Regions from separate parts of the Mus musculus genome. Here all the other regions are linked to region 4. A link is a loop called in an ENCODE intact Hi-C map of the cell type or tissue named here. Cell type or tissue: heart. All regions are shown on one strand. Region 1 holds the start of Nop56 (NOP56 ribonucleoprotein). Region 2 holds the start of Stk35 (serine/threonine kinase 35). Region 3 holds the start of Pced1a (PC-esterase domain containing 1A). Region 4 holds the start of Snrpb (small nuclear ribonucleoprotein B). Region 5 has its middle 7.7 kb from the start of Tmem239.

Evidence for each region. Hi-C counts contacts between places; a loop is a spot of excess contacts. Peaks named below come from ENCODE experiments on the same cell type or tissue, not always from the same donor. Only the 100,000 strongest peaks of a DNase experiment are listed, where the experiment ranks them.
Region 1: a loop joins it to region 4, with 7 times the contacts of the local background. A loop is called at or near these places in 15 of 42 quality-filtered maps.
Region 2: it touches region 4 in a loop (7-fold over the local background); 8 of 42 quality-filtered maps call a loop at or near these places.
Region 3: it touches region 4 in a loop (4-fold over the local background); 4 of 42 quality-filtered maps call a loop at or near these places.
Region 5: a loop joins it to region 4, with 2.5 times the contacts of the local background. A loop is called at or near these places in 4 of 42 quality-filtered maps.

What each region holds. Positions count from the first base shown.
Region 1 is chr2:130,273,753-130,278,752 of GRCm38, forward strand. Nop56 (NOP56 ribonucleoprotein) reads left to right here and starts at 660. Exons shown (of 12, transcript NM_024193.2): 1 at 660-724; 2 at 882-971; 3 at 1,280-1,394; 4 at 1,911-2,072; 5 at 2,224-2,422; 6 at 2,684-2,871; 7 at 2,955-3,106; 8 at 3,280-3,380; 9 at 3,724-3,872; 10 at 4,097-4,218; 11 at 4,404-4,538. The coding sequence starts at 722. Snord110 (small nucleolar RNA, C/D box 110) reads left to right here and starts at 1,763; the gene lies at 1,763-1,821. It overlaps Snord57 (small nucleolar RNA, C/D box 57), which reads left to right and starts at 4,274; the gene lies at 4,274-4,336. LOC115489609 (a small nucleolar RNA gene) reads left to right here and starts at 2,485; the gene lies at 2,485-2,617. It also overlaps LOC115489632 and LOC115489601. In heart, CTCF peaks have their summits at 472 and 2,122 (motif pointing right); a DNase peak (open chromatin) is centred at 599; H3K4me3 peaks cover 3,444 bases; H3K27ac peaks cover 1,590 bases.
Region 2 is chr2:129,798,222-129,803,221 of GRCm38, forward strand. It overlaps Stk35 (serine/threonine kinase 35), which reads left to right and starts at 2,296. Exons shown (of 4, transcript NM_183262.3): 1 at 2,296-2,625; 2 at 3,183-3,783. The coding sequence starts at 2,320. Stk35os1 (serine/threonine kinase 35, opposite strand 1) reads right to left here and starts at 3,238. Exons shown (of 1, transcript NR_029452.1): 1 at 148-3,238. In heart, CTCF peaks have their summits at 2,289 and 3,472; DNase peaks (open chromatin) are centred at 2,350 and 3,320; H3K4me3 peaks cover 3,306 bases; H3K27ac peaks cover 2,615 bases.
Region 3 is chr2:130,421,444-130,426,443 of GRCm38, forward strand. It overlaps Pced1a (PC-esterase domain containing 1A), which reads right to left and starts at 2,845. Exons shown (of 7, transcript NM_178762.4): 1 at 1,969-2,845; 2 at 1,370-1,449; 3 at 1,023-1,261; 4 at 782-932; 5 at 447-693. The coding sequence starts at 2,092. Vps16 (VSP16 CORVET/HOPS core subunit) reads left to right here and starts at 2,877. Exons shown (of 24, transcript NM_030559.3): 1 at 2,877-3,004. The coding sequence starts at 2,952. In heart, CTCF peaks have their summits at 3,108 and 3,919; DNase peaks (open chromatin) are centred at 924, 1,038, 2,828 and 3,228; H3K4me3 peaks cover 2,352 bases; H3K27ac peaks cover 2,089 bases.
Region 4 is chr2:130,177,054-130,182,053 of GRCm38, forward strand. It overlaps Snrpb (small nuclear ribonucleoprotein B), which reads right to left and starts at 2,311. Exons shown (of 7, transcript NM_009225.2): 1 at 2,181-2,311; 2 at 1-113. The coding sequence starts at 2,183. In heart, no CTCF peak of the experiment used is centred here; a DNase peak (open chromatin) is centred at 2,338; H3K4me3 peaks cover 3,412 bases; H3K27ac peaks cover 2,181 bases.
Region 5 is chr2:130,411,674-130,416,673 of GRCm38, forward strand. No RefSeq gene overlaps it. Among named protein-coding and RNA genes, the nearest start is that of Tmem239, 7.7 kb to the left of the region's middle. In heart, a CTCF peak has its summit at 2,970 (motif pointing right); a DNase peak (open chromatin) is centred at 288.

The DNA.
Region 1 (5,000 bases), 97 kb after region 4:
TCTTTTTATTTTCTTTTTTAAAGCAAAGGTGATTTTAAATTATCCACCTTGGTGTGCCTAAAACTGGCACTGAAAAAAACAGGAACGCAGCTCCTTGGAAGAATTCTGGGCCTACGCGGCCATGAGCAACCACGTGGTGCCGAGCAGCGCTGGGTTCTATGAATCAGGGAAAGGAACAGAACTAGGAAGAGGTAAACCGCTCTTGTCTATGCCTCAGCCCGCACCAACAATTTTGTTAACAACAAAATGTAAAAGGAAGAGGCAGGCAGCAAGAAGACGCCATTTCTGCAGGGTCTGAGGCCGGGTCCCACGAGGACCCGGAATATCTGGGCAGCGGGAAACCTGCGAGGCTTATCAGGAAGCCTCATGTCCCCTCACCGAGTTCTGCCGCCCGGCACACGGGTGACAAAAGCACGAGGAACGAAGAAGGGTGGTCTCCAGGCCACTCTGCGGCCTGCCGGCAGGAGCGACACCATTCACTACAGACGCAGTACCGGCTCGCGCAGCCGCAGAGGCTGGGCTTGGCAGGCCCGCTCGCGCCCGTGGTAGTCCAACCCGCCCGACGGACGATACCACACCCGCGAACCCCCTCCGAAGACCTGACAATGGTTTCGTCCGCAGCCTCTGATTGGTCAAACCGGAGAAGGTGTGGTCTCCGCAGTCTGGTTCCGCGCGCCAGAGCGCGCTAGCCGCATTGCGAGCTGGGCACGGAGCAGGCGCCATGGTGAGGAGTGGTGGTGGGGTATTTGCGTAGTGAAGGCCTTAGCGTGCGTCTGGGTTTGCATTCGGGGTCGTGCTCCGGGTCTGAGCCAGGGCCTGCTCTAGCAGCGGCCCCGCGGACTGGGAAGTTTGACTGATGGCCGCGCGCCGGTTCTTTTCAGGTTCTGCTGCACGTGCTGTTCGAGCATGCGGTCGGCTACGCGCTGTTGGCGCTGAAGGAAGTGGAGGAGATCAGCCTGCTGCTGCCGCAGGTGGGTGAGCTCGGTGGGCTCGCGGAGCTGCAATGCAGCCCCTAAGGCCGCCAAACCCCAGCATGCACCGCGTGTTCCCACGTGGCCGACCGCACCGGGCCCGGCGGGGGGGGGGGGAGCTCTAGAATGAGGGGACTCTTTAACGCGAATCTATATAATTGGAAGCGGTCGGAGATAAACATCTCATTTCCATTTCTTGAGAATTAAGATTCGGGGCCCAGGCACCAATTGCTACAACAGCTGGTGCTTCTGCCTTACTGCGCTGTAGAAGCCAAATTCAAAGAAAGCCCATTCATCCTTCTCTCCAGGTGGAGGAATGTGTGCTTAACCTTGGCAAATTCCACAATGTCGTTCGTCTGGTGGCCTTCTGTCCCTTCTCTTCATCCCAGGTGGCCTTGGAAAATGCCAATGCTGTGTCTGAAGGTGAGTCGGTCCCTCCGGAACATGGGATTCTGGGTGGTTGATGTTCTTAGATGATTTTCTTCTAAGCTTGATACAGTCTAGGGATTATTTGAGACCTACAGGATGGCATTTTAAAACATTAATATGCAGGGGCTGAAGAGATGGCTCAGCGGTTAAGAGCGCGACTGCTCTTACAGAGGTCCTGAGTTCAAATCCCAGCAACCACATGGTGGCTCACAACCATCCCTAATGAGATCTGATGCCTTCTTCTGGGGTGTCTGAAGATAGCTACAGTGTACATATAATAAATAAATCTTGTAATTTAAAAAGCACTTAAATGCTTTACAATTGTGCTCCTGGACCTGTGGTAGAGCCAGGCTTTGCAATGATGACTTATATATCTGTCAATCCCCTGAGAGATCACTGACGACTCCATGTGTCTGAGCAATGCCTGCGGGGATGGGTGTTAACTAATCCGATTGGAGACAGTCTCCAATCTGCAATGTGTGGTTTAGAGCTGTTTTCTTTGTCCCAAAGGTGTTGTTCACGAGGACCTCCGCCTGCTCCTGGAGACATACCTGCCATCTAAAAAGAAGAAAGTACTTCTGGGGGTTGGAGACCCCAAGATTGGTGCTGCAATACAGGAAGAGTTGGGGTACAACTGCCAGACTGGTGGTGTGATAGCTGAGATCCTTCGAGGTAAGAGTCCTATTTCATTTATTCTGTCCACCACGTGGATGCAGTGCCCACAGAAGCCAGCAGGGGGCCTACGGGCCTGGTGATGTGATCTGCTGTGAGTGGTTACTTGGGTCCTGGAGGATCTATTCTTAAAGTCCCATCTTCTTTTTAGGAGTTCGTCTGCATTTCCATAATCTGGTGAAGGGTCTGACAGATCTTTCTGCTTGTAAGGCCCAGCTAGGGCTGGGACACAGCTACTCTCGTGCCAAAGTTAAATTTAATGTGAACCGAGTGGACAACATGATTATTCAGTCCATAAGCCTCCTGGACCAACTGGATAAAGATATCAATACCTTCTCGATGCGCGTCAGGTAAGGTATAGAAGTCGAGCATGGCCGATGATTCATGTGGGTAAAATCATGGACCAAAGCAAGGCCTCCTTGTGCTTACCACAGGCTGTGTTCCTACACTGACTGTATAGAAAGAGGAGGCAGAATAAACCTACCCCATGTACACCTCAGCCTAGGCCACTGTGCCTGGTCTGTATTGTGAATGGGGAGACACGGGCCTGAGAGAGCTTGGGACCTGAGTTGAGGTTTGATAGCTGGATCAGAGAATGACTTCCTCTACAGGGAGTGGTATGGGTACCACTTTCCAGAGCTGGTGAAGATCGTCAATGACAACGCCACATACTGTCGCTTGGCTCAGTTCATTGGGAACCGCAGGGAGCTGAATGAAGAGAAGTTAGAGAAACTGGAAGAAATTACGATGGACGGGGCCAAGGCTAAGGCCATCTTGGATGCTTCTCGGTCCTCCATGGGTCAGTGCGGAGCGCGGCAGCCTGTATAAGGTACGAGACTCCTTGAGTATCTGGTCCCCCTGTTCACACTAGGTGTTTCCTAGGCATGGACATATCTGCTATCGACTTGATAAACATCGAGAGCTTCTCCAGTCGTGTGGTGTCTTTGTCAGAGTATCGCCAGAGCCTACACACTTACCTTCGCTCCAAGATGAGCCAAGTAGCCCCCAGCCTGTCAGCCTTAATTGGGGAAGCGGTGCGTCATGGGGAACACAAAGTGGGGGAGTGAAACTCAGCATTCTGTACCGCTATCCTTGTGGCTAGCATGTTGTCCCTAGTTGATGCATGGTGGGGAAGAGAAGAGGGGATGAGCCTGGGAGGTCAGGTTCCCACTTACTCACCTGACCTCCTCCTCGGATCTTTCTCCAGGTAGGTGCACGCCTCATTGCTCATGCTGGCAGCCTCACCAACCTGGCCAAGTATCCAGCGTCCACAGTACAGATCCTTGGGGCTGAAAAGGCCCTGTTCAGGTACCAGTGAGGGCGCCTGCTCATGTCAGGTGCTGCTTCTGGTGTCCACTGTTTTGTTTGGGGATTACAATGATGGCTGACCAGGGCAACCTGACCTATACAGGCCTCTGCTATGGGGGTGATGGCCAGTCCTGGTGTCTGAGTGATTCCCAGGGCCCAGCAAAAGGGGACCGAGTTTCCAGGTCAGCAAATTGGATGCCTTCCCTCTCTGCCTCTGGGAGCTAGGTTGGCACTTGGTGAGGTAGAAAGTTCAGCCAAGCCTGGTGGGAAATTGTTAGAAGAGGGGAACTTGGCTATTTGGGTCAAGTCTTTTGACTAAACTATTGACTGAATATTCTCACAGAGCCCTGAAGACAAGGGGTAACACACCAAAATATGGACTCATTTTTCATTCCACCTTCATTGGCCGAGCAGCTGCAAAGAACAAAGGCCGTATCTCCCGATACCTAGCAAACAAATGCAGTATTGCCTCAAGAATTGATTGCTTCTCTGGTATGGATGGGGAAGTTGGCATTTGAGTTGAAGGGGTTACAGTGGGGGGGAAACAACCTACCTTGGCAGCTTCTACAATGATGGTAATATTTTTCGTCAACAGAGTTCACCTAGTGAGTGTTGACACCTTGGGTCTGAGTGAAGCTGAGGGGAGAGCAGCTGGGGAGTAGTTTGTCATTTCAAGGGTTGTAATTGACTTTGTTTACACACGCACACACATCTAGAGGTCCCCACAAGTGTATTTGGGGAAAAACTCCGAGAACAAGTTGAGGAACGGCTGTCTTTCTATGAGACTGGAGAGATCCCACGGAAGAACCTGGATGTCATGAAGGAAGCTGTGGTTCAGGTCAGTGTGTGCTTGGTTGTGGTAGCTGAGTGCCAGAAAGACTGTTGGAAAGGATGAACGAACTTGGCCTGACCTTCAGAAATGGAGGCAATACAACTGATTTAATGAGCCTGATCCAGCAAGACTAGGAGTGTTGTGGCAAGTCAGGGGTCTTCTGGGTTTTCAGCGCCTTGCTTTTTTGCCAGGCAGAGGAAGCGGCTGCTGAAATCACCAGAAAGCTGGAAAAACAGGAGAAGAAGCGCTTGAAGAAGGAAAAGAAGCGACTGGCTGCACTGGCCCTGGCCTCGTCAGAAAACAGCAGTACCCCAGAGGAGTGTGAGGTCAGTCCTGTGTGGATCCCAGGTTGTAGGCTTCTCAACCGTAGAACACAGGACATCAAACCATGGTCTTGAGCTTGGGCTCTTTGGACCAAAACACCTAAAACTACCTCTTGATTCTATAGGGAGGAGATAGGTGCTGAGAGAACTTGACAAGAGCCCAGAATGCTGGTTGTAGCACATGGCCCATTCCATGGGCAAGTGTGCTCTGTCCTCGGCTGCCTCCCAGGAGTCCTCAACGGGGGTAGTGTGAATTCCTGCTCTCCCTGTTCTGTGTCTGGAGGTGATAGTGTCTCATGATGGGGGGTGGGGGCAGGGAGGTCACCAATGTGACAGTTTAGAATTGTCCCTTAGGCTTTTTTTTAAAATCTTGAGCTATTAGTGATTTTCATTTCAGTGTTCCCTGGGAGCTCTGCATGATATCCATCGTGAGCAGCATACAGGGGGTTTTCTCTAGGGTTTAAG
Region 2 (5,000 bases), 380 kb before region 4:
TTTGAAAGAAACTATGTTTTCAAGGATGTCATAAATACTCTTTGTCACTCTCTATGCCAGGAAGATAGAAACTGCTCATAAATGTTAGCTATCAAGCATAAAAGCAAGTGAAGATTACTTTAGTAATTTAAGCAAGTCCAAATTTAAGAATCAAATGTGAAAGTATTTTATTAGCTAATTCAACAGCTGCAGGGGACTCATACCTCTGAGCCTCTGGGGTTCATCACCATCTCTGTAGGATTGTGGGTACCAGGGTAGAGGACAACTTTGTGGAGTTGATTCTCTTTTCACCTTTTTGTCAGCTTGGGGGGTGGGGTGGGGATTGAAATCAAGTCATCAGGTTCACACTGAGCCATTACCCAGGCTGTTTTACATTCTAATAGTCTCTTTAATTGACCAAGGTTATCTCCCTGGCCACTCTTGTACTTGCTGTCTCTTCTCCCTGCAATGCCCCACCACTAGTTGTGGCATGACTGGCTTCTTGCTATTCATTACTCAGATGAGTGTCATTTTCTAAAGAGATTGCTGCCAACTGAATTGTGGTCCTACCTCAGAATCATGTGTTGAACCTATAACCCCCAATAGGTTAGTAACAATATTTGAAGATGAACCCTTTAAAGAAATTTAAGTTGTTTAAATTGTGAGGTTGGGTATGGTGGTGCACACCTTTTGATCCCAGCACTTGGGTGGCAGAGACAGGCAGATCCCTGAGTTTAAGACCAGCCAAAGCTAAGTAGAGAAACCCTGTCTCCAAACAAACAAACAAACAAACCCAACCAACCAACAAAACAAAAACAAAAAACAAAAAACCCAAATCACCACCAATTAAAAAAAAAAAAAAACCCAACAACCCAGCAACAACAAGGAAAAGAAGTAAAGGAGTTTCGGTTAACAACGAGGCTGTTGGAATCCTTATCCAATAAGGCTAGGTGCTGAGGACTCGTATATTGGACTAGAAGAGAAAGGAAAGGACAATCGGTAAACCTTGAGATGGCATAGTAAACAAAAGCATGGCATTGTTCATGGTTCTGCACTGTATTGAGAGTGTGCTAGAGAGTATCTTTGTCCTTGGGAAAAAAACACACACACACACATATATTTGTGTGTGTGTATATATATATGTGTGTGTGTGTGTATATATATATATATGTATACATATATATCTTATAAATATAAAAGGATTTACAACATGTATACATTCATACATACATATTTGTGCACAGAACATGAAAATATAGCAAAACAATGTAATTCTGGCAAAAAAAAAGATGAGACTTTACTATTCTTACACCTTGTGTGTATATGTGACCACTTACATACAGAAAAGCTATAGAAATTCTAGAAACTCTTGTTTATTGTTTTACATTACATTTAATCTGTCTTGTGTGTATTTTAACACTGTTCTAAGTACTTTAACTGTGAGACATCTACGAAGACACAAGGTTGACTGTCTCCTCCAGTGTCAAGAGTCGCAATTAAGGCAAAGACTGTCGTGTCTACTCCTTTTTCCCCAGACTTAAAATAGTGTGTAGCAGAAACTCTAGTTACTGTCCTTCAATATCAGCTAACAAAATACTGGGCACCTTCTAGGCATTGGAGTACAAAGCAGGGTACAAAATACTTTAAAAAACCACGCCTAGGGGCTGGAGATGTAGCTTTGTAAAGTGCCTGTCTAGCATGCACAAAACCCTTGGATTCCTAGCTCTGTACAAACAAATAGGGTGTATAAATTGGGTGTGGTGGTGCCCGCCTTTAATCCCATTACTCGGGAGATGAAGACAAGAGGAAAAGTTCAAGATCATTCTTAACTACACAGCCATTGTGCTCCCTCCCACCACAATGGGCGGCCGGGGTGAAGGGTATCAAAATCCAAGCCCAAAGCAGCTTATATCAGGCACTCAATTAGCCAGCCATCATATTTCACTTGGTCCTTTGCAACCTTGGAAGTGCGGACCACCCGGGTTTGGCAGAGAAGGATACTGAGGATTAAGTGCGGCTGAGATCATTGGGGTCATTAGTGGGCGTGGAGATTAGCGTTCTAACCCTGGTCTCAGCTGTGAATCGATTACACCTAAGCCATTCCCCCAATCAGCATCAAGTGCCGAGTGCGGGCGTAGAGGTACGATGCAGGTCAAGTCCGGAAAGGCGTTTGCGGAGTGCAGGCGCCTCGCGAAGGCCCTCGGTACAAATCGCGGGATTTTGGCGCGCTCTTTTTGTTGGCTGGGTGTTCTCGCCAGTGATTGGTTCCGGGCTGTCGCGGCGGCTGGGTCTACCTCGGCTGCAGAGAGGCGGCGCGGCTCTCCGCTGGCCTCCTGGGGGATGGGCCACCAGGAATCTCCGCTGACCAGAGCGGCGGCGGGAGGTGCAGCTTACATAAAGAGGTTACGTAAAGTGCTCAGCTGGCGTGAACTCGGGGACGGCCACGGGAACCTGGAAGCCGAGGCCTCCCCCGGGAGCGTTGCTGTCATCACAAGAGCAGCGCCGCGACGCGCTACACGCTCAGCCAGGCTCCCCGCCTCGCGCCCTACCCGGCTCTGCAGACAAGCCCGGCTCGGAACGGACCATCCTCCGGCGCGGGCTCCAAGGGGGAACCGGTTCGCCCGGAAGAGGAACAGCGCCGGCCAGGTAAGAGGGAGTGGAGGGAGGAAGGGAGGGCCGAAGCGGGAGCCCCGGCGCCCCACCGTAGTCCCGGGGGCGTCACCGGGGCCTCCGCCTGTCGTCCTCGGAAGCCGATCTTTTAGCCGGTTTCCCTTCGCCCGCTGTCCCCGGGGGTCTGGGTCGTCCCGCCGGGCTCTCCTGGGTTTGATTCACGGGACTGTTTACACCGGGAGAAGCCCGGGTAGGACGTGGGGAGGGGCCGTTGAGAGGGGGCTAAGCCCCAGGAAAGTTTAAGCCGGCCGTCTTCGATGGGGACGATCCCTACGGCTTTATTTATTTTTTCTGCTCCTGACGGATAAGTCGGCGAGAGGGGACGGTTTGCGCTTCGGTTTCCGGTCCTCCCTCGGTACTTCCCGGTGGTTCCGTCTTTCCCGCTTTCCTTTCCCTTCCCCCGTTCAATTCGAGACGGTGGCTCCTTCTTAAAGGGGCCGCGACCGGCGGCGGAGGTGGGACGCCGGACGCTTTAAGTTCCTCATCTACCCTTCTCGGCCCGGTGGGTTTTAACTTCTCCCTCTCGCCCTTAGATCACCATCCAAGGTCCCGCTCCTCCACATCTCGGGGCTAGACGGAGGGATGAGGCAAGGGGGGCCCGGGCGGCGCCGTTGCTGCTCCCCCCGCCCCCCGCAGCCATGGAAACGGGGAAAGAGAACGGAGCCCGCAGAGGGACAAAAAGCCCGGAGCGGAAAAGGCGAAGCCCAGTCCAGCGGGTACTGTGCGAGAAGCTGAGGCCGGCGGCCCAGGCCATGGATCCGGCTGGGGCCGAGGTCCCGGGCGAGGCCTTCCTGGCCCGGCGGCGGCCGGATGGCGGCGGCGGGGATGTTCCTGCACGGCCGCGCTACAGCCTCTTGGCGGAGATCGGGCGCGGCAGCTACGGCGTGGTTTATGAGGCTGTGGCTGGGCGCAGTGGGGCCAGGGTGGCAGTCAAGAAGATCCGCTGCGACGCTCCCGAGAACGTGGAGTTGGCACTAGCAGAATTCTGGGCCCTCACCAGTCTCAAGCGGCGGCACCAGAATATCGTGCAGTTTGAGGAGTGCGTCCTACAGCGCAACGGGTTAGCCCAGCGCATGAGTCACGGCAACAAGAACTCACAGCTTTACCTGCGCCTGGTGGAGACCTCGCTCAAAGGTAGACTACAGCCGGCAGTCCTGCCCTCTCCTGGACCCCCTTGTTCTCAGAACCACTCAGTTCTAATAACTGTCTCTGGCTCGCTAAGGTCCTTGACCCGGCTTTGGGACCTTCTTTCTTGCTAGGAAATCAGTCTGTTCCCCAGCCGTTAGCTGACATTCCCTAACAAGCTCACCAAGTGCTAACCTTGATCTTTTTAAGTACTCACTCAGTAGGTGTGAGCCATAATTACAAGCCTAGCATTTTAAAAGATGGATGAAGAGTAGTCCTGGTGGGATTCAAAGTAGTTGGTAGAACTGCAGAAGCCCCCTCATGCCTCTTTCTCATCAGAACCTAGAGGGGAAAAAAAGTAGCAGACCCACCCATGCCATTCTCCTTTCCTGATTTCTAGTTTCTTCCAATTCTGTTCCCAAACCTTGTCTTCAAGTGTGAGGTTTCCTCCGAGAACCCCAACCCTTCACCCGAGAGCAGACAATCATTCAGTTGGTTCTTGGTTTAGTCCCTGAGGGCACCACAGGTTAATAACTCACGCACCCAGTAATAACCCCCTCAGGTGGGCCAAGAGCTGTCGCATAACAAAACAGGTTGCAGCTTTCCCTGCCCTGTTACAATCTCAGTTGTTTTCATAACCCCTGGGGCTGTCTGAGCAGTGATTGTTGCAGAACCATGGGGCTCCAGGAGGCCAAACACCTTGCCTTCCTGTGTAAACTAGAGAAGAGGCAGTGGGCTGCAAGTGTCTTGAGTTCCTGGGGCAGGGGGTAGGGCGAGGGAAATTGGACAGTCGCAATCCCAGCTATATAATCTGAGCGCTACGATTTGGATAATATCTGTAACAGTAAATTAAGCTTCTGCTCTATAAATAGAGGAACTCAGCCTAGTGGGCACAAACACAGCTCGATTAAGGTTAATCAGCTTGAAAGAGTGGGACTCCGGCCTCCAAATTCCTGTGTCCTTGAAGTATTTGTAAGCCAGCATGGCCCTCACAGATCTTTGCAGATATATTGCTGCCTTCCTTCCCTATCTGAGGTTGAATTTAGCAGACTGGGTGGGATTTAGGGCTAGATTTCCTAAAGTCTTTTTGGAGCACCTGTCAGATTTTATTGTAAGGTCCCAGGAGAACTCCTTGCAGAGTTTTAAAGTCATTTAACAGTGGATTGGATAGTGTGATGGAATTCTCTGGGGGCCTTTCCCATCCTGCTTGTCATCATTTCCAGGAG
Region 3 (5,000 bases), 240 kb after region 4:
TCACTGCTGAGCAACCTGCTAGCTCACTGTACCTTTTACTTCTCTGATGAGCTTGCCTCTGCAACACTGCCTAGACCATCTTTTTTCCCTATCTGTCTTCCCACTTCCTATTCCTGGGATTACCTGGAAGCAGTCTCATTTCTTTTCCATTTATCTATTGATCAGGGTCTTCTGACCCTGCCTTTTACAATCAGTACCTGCGCATGCATGTCCATTCAGGTAAACAGGAAGAATCACAAAGCTGAAGAACTGTTAGTTGAACAGCCACGTGCTCCCTGTGATGTAACCCTTCTCAGGAAACGAGAAAGGAACATTCAGGAGCTACAACTGTTCTTCAAGAGGTCCCCTACTTTCTACAAGTACTTCAGTCCCATTTAGTTCTTTGTGCCTTGTGCTCCAAAGGTCCTACCTACACCAATACCCAACCAGTCTATGGGAGGGCTTACCTGGCAGCCGGTCATGTTTGGGCAGCTCCACACCCCAGGCATCGGCCACGTGGGCCAGAAGTAAGTGCGAGAGGTGGCGGTGTGCATGCTGGTCCCAATGGACACCATCTCGATGACGGTGACGGACAGCATGCCGGAAATGGAAGTGGAGATCTAGGACGTCGAAACAGTGTTTCCCGGCTAGTGTAGCGCTGTAGAAGTTCCCCTCAACCACATCCTGTCGCAGAGACACTGCCAGGGGCTGGAGCTAATTGACAAAGTGGAGTCTCTAAGAGGGTCTCCTAGCTGCCGGCCAGCCACTCTATCCCCTGTCCGGAAGGGTCCCGGTCACTCACCTCTGGCAGGAGGAAACCCCCAGTGACACGTTCCCCCAGAGGCATTGCCAAGTTCCACACCAGCAGACAAGAGTCTGGTAAAACCTGGTCCATTCGTACAAAGACTCGTTCCAGGTTCTCCCTGTAGCTCTCCATTGAGCAGCGGCCATATCTGTTGGGTAACACTTAGGGTGGGCAAGAGCACAGGAGTGCTGCCATACCTCCACCTCCAACCAGTATTTCCCTCTCCCCCCGCCTGAACCTGGAGAGATCCCAGAGGCAGGAGTTGATGATCACTAGGTCAGGGGCAGGTCCATATGACAGCTCCTCCAGGATGTCCTCAAGGTACTCGGAGTAAACTCGGGTGAGGAAGTAGAAGCGCACAAGGTGGTGGCCAGAGCCAGAGCAGAACTGGCGGACCTCGCGGTACTGTGTCCCGTTGTGCAGCTCTCCCAGCTGGCCCCCAGCCACCAGCTGGTCCTGTTCAAAGCTCAGCTCCCCCTGCCCACCCACCCCACCCGATGGTCAGATCCATGCCAGGTAGGTGGTCCTTTTCAGGCCAGGGTCTGCACCCACCCAACACTGGCATGGCTGCCAAGCTTCTCTCACCTTGGCTTTTAACTGGGAAGCTGTGAGCAGTGTGTCTTTCTGGAGCAGAAGCACCAGGTCCTTATACACAGCTCTTTGGACTGCAGGGAGACAGGGATCCCAAGGTTAAGGTCGGCCTCACCCCCTCCCAGAGTTTCCCAAATGAAGGCCTTTGTTTTCCAGGGATTGACTCTCCAACAGCAGCTCTATGGAGGGTTGGCTTAGAGAAGAAAAGACGAGATTTTAAAGCCCTAGCTCTGCTCTTTCCAGCTATTTCCCTCTCCTCTAGCTTATGTACAGCGACCAAAGACCAAATGGCAAAATTAAGTTGGTCCCATCCCTAGGAAAACACACAACATAGCCCACAGGTCCTTTTAAGAAAATCATGAAGGGCAACAACAAATAAAGATGCCACACTCATGGGCTAAAAAATAGTGCACAAATGATATGCCGGGGCACCCAGGGAAGGTACATAGGGAATTTAAAAAAGAAAAAAATGCAGTCTAGTGTCCTGAAACAGAGTAAGAGATGGAGAAGTCTGAAATGGAGATGTGGCGTGCAGACAAAGAAAAGGTTGAAGATACAGGGCGGTGAAATGTCATCCTAGAGTGGTCACTCACTGGAGTCCCCCAAAATGACCACGAACTTGTTGTGTAGCAGCTGCTGGACTTCTGAGGCATGGAAGTGGACCATGGCGCTTCCCAGCAGGCGGTGTGGCATCTCGTTTTCCAAACAGAAGACCATGCTGCCACTGACACCAGCTGCAGGGAGAGGCCAATAAGCTGACAGAGGGCAGGGACTCTAGGTAGGTCCGGTCTGTTCCAAGATGACCCATGCGCGCTGGCCCCTCCCTGGCTGCTCTGTGTAATGGGGAGGAAAGTGGGAGCGGCAAGGCGAATCCCAACACGGCAGCAGCCTTTATCACACTCGGAGGGAAGAAGGGTCACTTGGGCCGTAGTCTTAGACTACAGCGCTTCGCGCGCGCAGAGACGCCTTTGCCCTGCCACGTGTCAACGGCGGCCCCGCGCGTGCGCATTCGTCCGCTCGCGCCAGTTACCAAGTCTCTCGGGGGCTCCAGGGATTCACGGGCCAGTAGGGCAGGCCCAGGTGCCGTGCGACAGCGTCTCGGCAGCGATGTCCTGATCTAGAGTCAATGATCCCATGCCCCTGGAGAGCGGTGGGTTCTGCAAAGATCCCGCCCCACAGAGCCCGGGTGCCCAGGTTAGCTGTAGGTACGCAGCTCGACGCCCAGCGCTCGCCATGCGTGCGCTACGGTGGTCCAGCCAACGCCTCCAGCATCTGTGCCTCAGATGCTCATGGCTCCCACTTTCGGTCACCCGTGTCCCGCCCTATGCGATCCCCAACGCCGGAGGAGTCAGAAAGGCAGCGAGGTTGGCCGCTGTGGAGGACAGAAACCAGGGCTAGGTCCACTCGGGCCGCCGCGCCGAGGGCAGGACGATAGCTCAGCGTAGCTTGCCCACAGTTCTGATGGCCGCTAAGGCGGCCTCGTCACGTGACCCCGAAGGGCGGAAGCGGAAGTGCGGCCTGAGCTTGCGCTAGGCGGGTTTTTCCTCGGCGACTCTTGCCGCCAGCTGTACTAGACATGGACTGTTACACTGCGAACTGGAATCCACTCGGGGACTCTGCCTTTTACAGGTGAGCTGCCCGACGCCCCACCTTCCGTCCCACAGCCCAGCTTACCTTGCTTGTCTGCTGCTGGCTTGAGCCTCCCGGCAGAGCCAGCAATGCTCGCCCCGGCCACTACGCGTGCTGGCGTCCGTCCCTATGGCGGCTCGCCTGAGCGTCTGCCACTTTACGCACTTTAGGGGCAGCAATCTGGTCCTTCCTTTGCGCCAACTGAGGCAAGCTGAGAAGCCACCCCTAAACCGAGGTCTGTTGGCCTCCGGAAGGATGCTTAGATCACGTAGAGGGAGGCCGCCCCGCGGCGACAGCGAGTGCCAGTCTCCTTCCGGAAACTGCTGAAGTCGGACCACAGGGGCTCTCACAGGAAGGCGGGATCGCCACAGCGGGCGGGGTGACAGTACTGACCAAAGCTGAGAAAAGGGGATGAACCGCTTTTCAGTCTTGGGGCACTATTAATGAGGAACCCGAGGCAGTGGCAACTCACCGGGGTTGGAGTGCCCTTAGCTGTGGGTCTTTCTCAAGGCTAAAACTAGTAACGTGATTACAATGGTTACCGTCTCGTTGGCTTTATTTCTTTTTAAGATATAAAGTACAAACTGCTTGTGGAGCGCTCATCAATTGGTCAGCCTACATTTGTCACTCTCTGAGTGGTTTCCAACTTAACCTCAATCATCCTCAATCCGTGGGTGTACCAGCTTCACAGAATTAATTGCAGGACCTCATCACACCAGGCAATTCCATGGCTTTGTGTTTGCACAGTTCTATAGTCGCTTCTATGGGCATTGCTATTTTCCTCTTTATCACCCTGAAGAATGTTGCTCATCTTTCAGGACCTGCTTGGTTTTCCTACAGTAGAATCCTTTTATGCCTCACAAAGGTCCAGTTGTAGAGTCTTATCATATGTGGCACACGAGGGCAGTGTTGGTATGAGTTTCTCGTGCTAAGCTCTTGAAGGCTAAGAATACTTCTATTTCCCATGCATATTTAGGCTAGTGCCTGTTACCTAATAGTTGGTCAGCCTTTGGTGGCCCACGCCTCTTAATCCCAGCACTCTGAGATTCAGGCCACCCTGCTCTATAGCTCAGGCCAGACAGGGCCACATAGTAAGACCCTGTCTTGAAATAATAACAGAAACAAGCAAAACCTAATCATTACCCAACAAAATGGTAAAGAATGTTTTATTGATGTACCCGAAGATCACAAAGACATTGCGTTGGCGTCTTATTTCAATAGAAGACTTTGAGCCGGGCGGTGGTGGCGCACACCTTTAATCCCAGCACTTGGGAGGCAGAGGCAGGTGGATTTCTGAGTTCAAGGCCAGCCTGGTCTACAAAGCGAGTTCCAGGACAGCCAGGGCTATACAGAGAAACCCTGTCTCGAAAAAACAAACCAAAAAAACCAAAACAAAACAAAACAAAAAAACCCAGAAGACTTTGCTTCTGCTCATAGCCAAACTTTTAAATGGAATTGTGTTGTTTGCAATGTAATGCATTTTCTAGACAGAGGATGCCTTGTGGTAATTTCTAGAGCTCTGTTACATTTGTTTAGTCATGATTTCTCTTAGACACATGTACAATATGAAGCAACTGAAAATACTAATGAGCAGAGTGTGGTGTCCCATCCACAACCTCATATAACACATAGCCCTTGGCATGTGGAGGCTGGAAGACTAGGATTGCCAGTTCAGCCTTAGATGGATATATATCAGAGGCCAGCCTTGGCAAGATGAGACTCTGTCCCCAAATACATATTTAAAAGGCTAAAAAATAATAAATATAAAATATTAGCTATTGTAAAAATACCTGTTGCTTACCCAGACTTTTAAAATCAGAGCATAAGGAAGATGACCACATTACGACAGAGCTCCTCTTGTTTACTCTATGGAGAGTCAGCTTCATGGGTAGATAGGTAATGCTTCAGAAGATGTGAGTGAGTCACAGAAGTGCTGGACTCAAGAAGGGCCTAGAAGTGTTACACCTCCTGGGACTGATATGTATGTCCTAAGTTG
Region 4 (5,000 bases):
TTCATGTGCTTGTCAAAGGCTTTGAAGGTCCCGATGAAGATGCGGCCGTCCTGCAGGATGCACCTCATCCTGTAGTCAATGTGCTGCAGCATCTTGCTGCTCTTGCCCACCGTCTGTGAGGAGAACAGGCATCAGGGAGGCTCAGCTCTTCTGCACTCTCTCACTTCTGGCCCTCCCCCAAGTCTTCCACCAGACTAATCTCTCAACAATTTCCAACTGTCTTCCACACAGTCTTTACCTGAGACTCTTCCTATCGCCCAGCTTCAGCCTAGACTTCTGCCAGGTAACCTGCTAGTCTCCCTTCCCTTAAAAAAGTCATCTTCCTCAGACTATAGTGGCTTTGCTTATGTTGTGTCTGTCTCGGGGGACTGTAAGTGTCCACAAATTAACCAAATCCACCCATACTAAATGGCAGACTCAGAGCTATGAACATATAAATCCATCAAAACAACTAAGAACTGGAATTTGACTGGCACCAAAAACCCACTTAAGGAAAAGTGTATTACCAGAAAGTGAATCAAGTCTGAAGCAAGAATGGAGTCCTCAAACCAAGCACTGGTTAGCATGCCTCCAGGGCTTGGTGTAATAGGGTTAACTTTACTGGGCTAGTGTTAATTAGTTTGGATACTTAATACTGATATATAACTTGTTATCCTTAATTTTTAATTAAGGCAACAACAGTTTCTATCCTGGCTTCCAATATAGCTTTGCAAAAATAAAGGGGGAGCCTCTACACATCCCAAGGTAAACAGAAGTACCTGTCTCTCTCAGAAACATGCCCCCCCACCCGCATCTAACTGGCGTTATGCCACCCCCAACCACCCAAGTATCATCTCTGCCAGGAACTGCAAGTGCTGTTCACTCCCGTAAGCATTACCCCATCCTAACCTAAAGATCCAGATTGTGTTTTCTGCTTAATCCCCTTACATAACTGTTCACGGGGATCAGCATACATCGGTCCCTTTGCCTAGTAACAGCTAATATACCTTATTGGATACTCCCTGTATATCCAGGCCCTTGAAAGGGATTGTGTATTTCATTTGATCCTCAAAATTGGACCCAGTGTCATTCATTTTTACTGGTAAAATAGGCTACTCCGGCTGAAGATTATGTAAGGACTTGCCTCAGTCAACTCTTGGAAAAAAAGAAAAAAGAAAAGCAATATCCTGTTTGAGCACCTCGGGTTTCTTCAGCCACGCAACTAGAGTAATCTTTTGGAGAGATTCGAGGTATTTATTACATGTGGTCTGTAGCCAAAACTAAATAAAATTAGGATTTTGAGTACAGAAATTATAACAAACTGAGATTTCAAGCAAAGACCACTTTCCCTGGCTGACCTTTAAGAACTTAAGTTCATTAAGCCTGGGAAAAATCTTGCAGCGATCGTTCACTACCAACAGGATAAAGCAAGACTGGGCCTTCAGCAACCAGACTCCTGGAAAGTTCGTGCCATCGACTGCTTTGCTCTCTCAGTTTTCCAGATTGCTAACCCTCCCTCCCATGGGGGAGCCGGGTGCCCCGAAACAATCATTTGGGAGTCACCTCCTGGAGAAAACGTTCTCGTTCCTCCCACTGCCGTTACTTTTGCCTAACGCTGAGCTACCACTGCGATATTAGTTATATTGTAGCTATATTAGGACTGCCTGGCCAGAAACTGGCCCAAGTGAAGACAGAACTTACTTTAGGGTGCAGCCCCGGCGCCCGACACAGCCCAACATCAAAATACGAGAAGCAAGGTCGCGCGCGCTCTGCTGGCAAACCCTCTCCTCCAGCCTCCCGCTCCCTCCGCTGCTCGACTCCGGTTTCGGGCCGTGACCTCCGCTACTCCTCCGCCTCGCCCGGCGCTGCCCGGTCGGCCCGAGGCCTGCGCCAGCTCCAAAAGCCCGGGCACACACTGACGCCCAAGTTTAAAGCTACGGAGGCCGCGGGGCCGAAACCGCCGTGGCTCCGGGACACGACGTTTGACGGCCGCGCATCGGCCTCTGTACCCCGGTCGGCCTTCCCCTCTACCCGGTCGCAGCCTCACGGCAAGTCCAGGCCTTTGGCGCTGGGATGAAGCGGCTTCCACCCCGACCTCCTCCGCCACGGGCGGCTCGGCTCGGCTCCAGCCCACGGACGCCGCCAGCTACCGCCCCGTTCCGCACCCCCGAGCGCCCTACAGCCAGCCCGCGCCTTCTCACCATGGTGGCGGCTCGGATGGCTCAGATTCCCGCCGGATTCTCTGCCACAGAGGCCTAGTCGCCAGCCAGCCAGCCGCTGGATTCCCGCCGCCGCCGCTAACGGAAATGCTGCCTGCAAAATGCCGCCGCTAGTGAAGCTACTTCCGGTCCGGCCTCGGACCTGGAGTTCCGGTCTCTGGAACGCAATTAGGGGGCGGAGCATTAGCATCAGCTGACGGATTGTGTGGTGGTTTTGTTTTGTTTTGTTTTGTTTTGGGTGGATTTTTCCCCCCCTTTGTTGATTTTATTGGAGTTTTCCTCCTCGTTTTGTTTTGCTTTAGACCGGGTCTCACTGGGTCTTGAGCTTCGGATCCTCCTACCCACCGCGTTCTTAGTACCAGATGCTGGCGTACACCATACTTGGGCGGCAAACATCCTTGGAGGACAGACACCTCCCCAGCTAAAGTCTCCGCTGGAGTGCTTGGTTTACACGCCGATGTCCCAGACCCCACTCCCATCCAGTTCTCACCCAGCGCTCTTGTGAACTCACTCTAGGAAGCCACTTCTCTAGCTTCTCTCTATGTTCTTCCCTCTTTGCATTTGCTTTTGTCTCACCAGGAGCGCTAGACTCGCAGGTATATGCACACCCTCATGCCCTTACCTCCAGGATTTAAACAGAAATGACAGTCCTGGTGAGGACTTTCCTGACCATTCTTTCTAGGAAAAAAAAAAAAAAATGCAACTTTCTCAGGCTCTTCGCGCTTCCTTTTTGCTTGTTTTCAAATATTGATTGCTATCTGACATACTAAACCGTAGTCCCCTTATTATTGGAAGGGCATGCCTTCCCAGACTCGGAGTAACTCCCCAAGTCACAATATGCTAATTTTTTTTCTACATAAGCACGCTTACGATATGCATATCCTTTTCACTTAACGCAAGTGTATTTTGGCACCCTTGAATTGACTTTAAAAACCGGGATTTAAGCAAGACAAATTTTGGGTCGAAGTTTGGATTGATGTCCCCTTCCCGCCTCTCGGAGTCCGGCCTGGCTACAGGAGGTGGCTACTTCAGTCTCTATATCCCCCTCTGGTAGGAATCTCAGCTAGAGTCACCTCCATAGGTATCCTCCCCAGCCCCAGGCTCCAGCTAGCCACCAGAGAAAAACCCCAACTCCTCCCCACCACATCACACCCCCACCCCCACCCATTCCCTTCCTCACCCCTTCCTCCCCTACCCAGTTCCCTCTGTCCATCCACCTCCAATGACTATTTAGTTTCCCATCTGAATGAGATTGGAATCCCCCTTGGGACCAACAGTGGTATGGGATGGAGGCAATGGTGGGGGCGGGGGGGGGGATTTGTAAGGGCGGGATTTGGGAATAGAAGAGGGAGCAAGGGCTATGATCCAGATATAAAGTGAATAAAAGAAAATTATTGAAAAAACAAAACAACAAAAACAAAAACGGGATTTAGTCAGGCAGTGGTGGCCTTTAACACCAGCACTCAGGAGGCAGAGACAGGCTGATCACTGTGAGTTCGAGGCCAGCCTGCTCTACAGAGCTAGTTCCAGGACAGCCAGAGCTACACAGAGAAAACCTATCTTGAAAAACAAAAACAAAACGAAACGAAAACAAAAAGATAACAGGAACTACCTGAACACCAGTGCTGCAGTGTAGGCCCGCCAGTGCAGTGAGATCCTATGAGTACTGAGTGGGTAGCACACACAGCGTGGACACCTGCATGGACACCTTCCCCAAGGGCTGATCTCTGGTTAAGGCCAAGACATAGCATTCTTCCTGCTACTCAAAACAGTGCATGACACAGAACATTAGTTGCTTATTTCTGGAATTTTCATTTAGTATTTTCAAACTGATAGACCAAAGGTACCTGAAACTTGGATAAGAGAGTACTGTATATATTTTTAAGTTATTTTATTGCCCCACTAGCATGTAAGCTCCGATACATTATGGATTTTTCTTTGTAAACTGTTTATTATTTAGAATACTGCTTAGCATAAAGGGCTTAGTAAGTGTTTGTTTAATGAATTAATGAATTAATCTCATTTGGCTCCATTACTCTTTAATCCTTGCCTATATGCCTAGAACTTTCTAATTTATTCCTCTGACCTTGGTTTTTTGTTTTTGTTTTTTTTCTAACTTTTGGTCTTTTATATAAAATCACTTGCTTAATAGCTGCCCAGCAGATAGGCTAAATTTAACATGTTGAAAACTGAATTCTTGGCCTTATTACTCCTCCCTTCCCATCTCAGAAGTTTTGTCAAGTTACGAAAACAAGGAATGGTGCTAAGACTTTGGTACATTGGGTAGATTGTGTAGAACACGCAAAGCCCTGGGTTCGATCCCCAGCACTGTATAAACTGGGCCTGGTAAGCTATGCCTACCATCCTAGCACTCAGACAGTGAGATGGGTACACAAGGAGTTGGAAACCAGGCTGGGCTCCTCAGGCTCCTGTCTCAAAACAAACAAACAAACAAACAACAGAACAGAACAAAGTAATGAGGACATGAAGCATAGTCAGTTCTTTTCTTCAGTTTATAATCTACCTGTCAGGAAACTGTCCATCCCCCACTGTCACCCTACCTTGTTATTGGTTCCACTGCTGTGACTGCTAGTCTTAGCCACCAGCCTCTCTCACTTGGATTACCAAATGAGTCTGTAACTGTTCTCCTGGCTTTACTCTTGTTCTCAGGGCAGCCAGAGGGGTCCTTCTAAATTATCCTGGGATTCTCTCAGGTGATTGCATAGCCTGCCTTCTACCTCCCACTGACTTCCCAGGACTCATGGGAAAATCCAGCCTGTCCTCTCTTTAACCTCATCTCCT
Region 5 (5,000 bases), 230 kb after region 4:
CTGGCGGGGATGGGGGGAGGGGAGCGTCTGCGGTCCTGGACGACTGGACAGACATCTGCTCTAGAGAGTGGCCTTTGGAAATCCCCTTTTGGCTAAGTGGAGAGGAATAGTGAGGGCAGCTGGCAAACACTGTGTAGAAGGGGGTGGACAAGAACCTGACACTGATAAGAAAATCCCAAGCCCAGCCTGGGATACGAAGACCATGGGCATCCACAAGGCGAAGGACTGCTGTCCTGGACCAGGAAGAGGCTCAAAATCCCAGCACGGGGAATCTGGTGCTCAATGTAGTGAGGCGCGCCCCCTGGCGGAAGTCTGTGGCCCTGGCCGTGTAAAGGCCTTGGCTAGGGTCCCTCAGGCTGAGCAAGATTCTACAAGCTTGGATGTCAGTCTTGAGGTGAATGGGGCAGAACTTGGGGGCCATGGAGAAATAGCAAGTCTACCACCATCAGGATGACAGCTTTGCTGACTCCTAACTTTCTTTCCTAAATCTTAAGTTGGCTACCCCAGCAAGAGAAACTTTAGGCTCGGAAAGTTCAGCTGAGAATCCTGGGACAGCCGGGATTCCAACTTCTGGCTTGGCCCTGGGTGTCTTTGGTGAGAATCTGGATACAATTAACTTTGTAAAACATCGTTTTCAGCTGAGTCAACGTTTCCATTCATATTTTGTAATGGAGCCATTGCTTCCTTTATACTTCTCACCTTTCAAGTATTTTCCATCTTAAAAATAAAAATATGTTAGAGCTAGGAATGTGGCTTAGTGGGAGAGTTCTTGCCTGGCTGACATGTGATGCCCAGGGTTTGAGCTCTGATACTGCAATAAGATAGTTTTAAAAGAGATTAACTTAACATGTTAATTCTACAATAGTTTCTTCCCTGCCTTTAAATGTCTGACAAATAAAATAGAAAATGTTAGTGTGTGCATCAATATTTCATGTATGTCTGCATGCTCAGAGGCCATATGATAAGCCTCAAGAAAACCTCTATTTCCTCAATTTCCTAATTGAGTTCCCCAATTAGGTTAGAATGGCTGGTCAGCCAGCCCCAGGGATCTGTCTGTCTCTGTCTCCCCAACACTAGATTCAAGTGTGTGGCACAGTACTTAGTGCTCTTGTGTGAGTTCTGGTGACCCAACTCTGGTCCTTATGCTTGCAAGACAAGCACTTCACCTACTGAGCTGTCCTCACAGCCCAACAGTTCACTTTTTAGAATAACCGAGTAGTATTCCAATGGGTGATGTACCGAATTAATTAAGCCACCTGTTGGTGGATGGGCCTGAGTCATTTTCTGCTTTTATTATTACAACTGTGAAGTCTTCATATGAACCGGTTCCTGTTTTGTGTAGATAAACACTTATAGGTGAGAGAGCCAGACCATATGGTACAATCTTTTCTATATTAGCCATTCCAGCAGTAAATGGTGCTACCTTGTCATGGTTTATACTGGGATTATTCCTAGTGGCTGAAGATGGTGACCATCTGTTGACATGTTTATTTACAATCTGTCTTCTTTCCTTAAGTGTTCAAACTGTTTGCACTCCCTTAAGTTTACTGGACTTTAAGAGCTACTTATTCTAAACTAGACAAAGGAGTGCTTCTCTATTTTAGAATCAAGTCTTTTATCTGATAGTCTGATTTGAAAATACATTCTCCCAGGTTACAGCTTGCCTTTTCTTAACAGCTTTTGGGAGAACAGGAGTTTTGCGTTTTAATGAAATACAGTTACAAGGAACTACACTGGTTTGAGTTCACCAAGAAGCTGTCTCTGGAAGCAGTGTTGTCCTTCCTCCACCCCCACTTCAGGCCCAAGCATGTTTGTCTCAAAGTGTCTTCCAACTCCCCTTTGTGTGAGGGTAGACTGGCCTAATTTCTGTGACAGGGAGGGAAGAGAACTGCAAAACTGCTTAACGTTGTATCTACTCCACATCAAGGTGGCCTGGACCATGAAGATGCCAAAAATGCCAGTGTAGGGAATCTGGTGCTCAACATGGCAAGGTTCACCAGCTGGCAGAGATCTGAGGCTCTGGCCAAGAAAGTGCAGTCGTGGCTAAGGCTCCCAGAGGGGTCGGGATTCCATCTAGGGGGCACACCATTTTCAACAGAGGTTACTAATGTTTCTCCATAACATAGCGTCTACAGCAGGGGAGAAAACCACAAATTCATTCCTGGAGAGCTCATCTATAGAGATTAGAAAGTTCAACCGAGAATCCGATGGACTGCCTCAACTTCCCTTGATGGTTTCTACTGGATGTTGTGCCTGACTTTAAGACATTATAGCTGGGGCTGGAGAGATGGCTCAGTGGTTAAGAGCACTGACTGCTCTTCCAAAGATCCTTAGTTCAATTCCCAGCAACCACATTGTGGCTCACAACCATCTGTAAAGGTATCTGTTGCCCTCTTCTGGTGTGTCTGGAAACAACTGTAGTGTACTCACATAAATAAATCTTTAAAAAAAAAATCTCTGTTGCTATTTATTCTTTCACTTGGATGCTCCACCTAAGCAAACACTGTCCCACCTGGGGTTCTTTCTATTGGGAATCTAGCTGACTGCCTGAATGCTTCCCTAGTGCATTTCTGCAGGGTGTTGTGAGCACTCAAGTTGATGCTTAACTCTCTCTCTCCCTCCCCCTCTTCTCTCTCTTTCCCATCTTTCCCTTTATAGATATGAGAACAGCTAGAGGTACTGGAAAGTCCCTCTGAAAACTCCCTTCTGAAACAGGGTCTATTTAGTCTTGGCTGTCCTGAAACTCACGTAAGTTATGTAGATCATGGTGGCCTCAAACTGACAGAGATCCTCCTGCCTCTGTCTCCTGAGTGCTGAGACTAAAGGCGTGCGCCACCATGCCTGGTCTGGCTTTTCCCTTGTTACTTATTCTTTTCAATGACTTTTTAATGACTTTATGTGTAGGGATGTTTTGTCTGCATATATGTCTCTACACATGTGCTTCCCTTGTTCCCACAAAGGCCAGAAGAGGGCATGAGATCCCTCCGAATTAGAGTCACAGGAGTCACAGAAGGAGCCACCCTGTGGGTGCTGGAAACTGCAGAATCTCTGGAGGAGCAGCCAGTGCCCTTAACCAGTGAACACCTCTCTAGCTCGCCACTTATTCTTTTTAGTTTGCCTCTATAGTTAATAAACTCTCACGCATCATTCTCTGGACCACACAGTACAACAGCATATCAAAATGTTATTTTATGGGCCTGATATGATGACACATACCTTTAATAAGCACTCAGGATGCAGAGGCAAGCACACCTCTGTGAGATTGAGTTCCAGGACAGGTAGGACTACATAAACCCTGCCTCAAGAAAAATTTTATATATTTTATGCTTTTGGTGTTATATCTAGAATATCTTTGTCCAATAATAGACTACCAACTATTTTCCTCTAGATTTGTAATTTAAAATTTAACATTCTGAGTTATGAACTATTTCCAGCTAATATTTGATATTACAAATGGTATGAATTACAAATAGAAATGAATCTTCTTCAGATGGCTATGCAGTGACTTCTCCACTTTTTGAGTCTATCCTGTAATAACTTGTCTTTACATTTTAAAAATGTTATCCTTTGTGTGTACAGGTATTATGTCTTCATGCACATCTGAGAACTACATGTGTGCCTGGTGCTCACAGAGGGATCCTGCCTACCAAAGGGAGTCATTTCTATTACCTCTGGCAAAAGGACCGATGGCTCCATTGACATGCATCTGTGGCTGCATATCAAACCCCTACTCACAAGTACTTACACATTTCAAAGTCCCCAACACCAAGTTCCTGTCCCCAACCCCTATGCCCTAGCTACTCACCTTCCTTATCTCCACTATTCCTTCCTCTCTCTCATGTCCCTAGCCCTCGACATGGCTGGTCAACTTCTCTCTCTGCTCTGAACTTTCCAGTACCTCTAGCTGTTCTCATATCTATAAAAAACCTTAACTATAACATAGAGCAGCCATGTCTGCAGTTCCCTTACTGTGCCCCCTTGTACACTACTACATGGCTTCCAGAAATTGAACTCAGGTCATCAGTCTTGGGGGCATGCATCTTTACCTATTGAGTCATTTTACTGACCCCAAGTAAACATATCCTTGAGGCAAAGTCTTCCTGTGTGGATCGTAACTAACTTGTACATTCACTTAGTACTAAATTACCTTTAAAGATAGATTTCCGTTAGATTTTTTTTTTGCATAGATAATCTGCCATCTGCCAGTAAGTCGTTTTGTTGTCCAAACTCTAACATAGCTTCTGACCTGTGGGGGAAGTATTCAGTTCCTTTCGTAAGTTTGATTTTAACTGGTTTTATTTTTAATGTGTATTGGCATTTCACCAATGTGTGCACATATATATGTATGTAATATATATATATATATATATATATATATATATATATATATATATATATATATATGAGCACACGTGTGTATATGTATATGAGCACATGTGTGTGTGCTCTTGCACATGCACACCTGGTGCCAGAGGCCAGAAGAGGGCATCAGATGTCCTGGGACTAGAATTAGAGCTGGTTGTGAGCCACATGTGGGTACTGGCACACTTCATCACTGACTCATCTATCCAGTCCCCATTTTACTATTTCTCATCCATTCATGGTCTGGACAGAAACATTTTTAACTGGATAAAGTCATCAAAAATCGACAGTAAACTAAAATGTATTTAATAAAAAAATCCACAGACAATTCTTTTTAAATATTCAGTTAAACGGGGCTTTGGAGATGGCTCAGTTGGTACAGTGCTTACCATGAAAGCACTTCAGTCTGGGCCTCTAGCACCTAGTATATGGTGGCATGCATCTGTAGTCCCAGCATGTCGTGGGGTGTAGGGTAGAAGGGCAGAGATAAGAAGATCCCTGAAGCTGCAATGGGGAGAAGCCAGTGAACTTATGAGTGAGCTCCAGGTTTGTGAAGACTCAGTCTTAAAAAAGAAAACCACAGAGGAAGACCCCAGTGTCGACCTTTGACCTCCAAATGTATGTACACAAGTACCTGT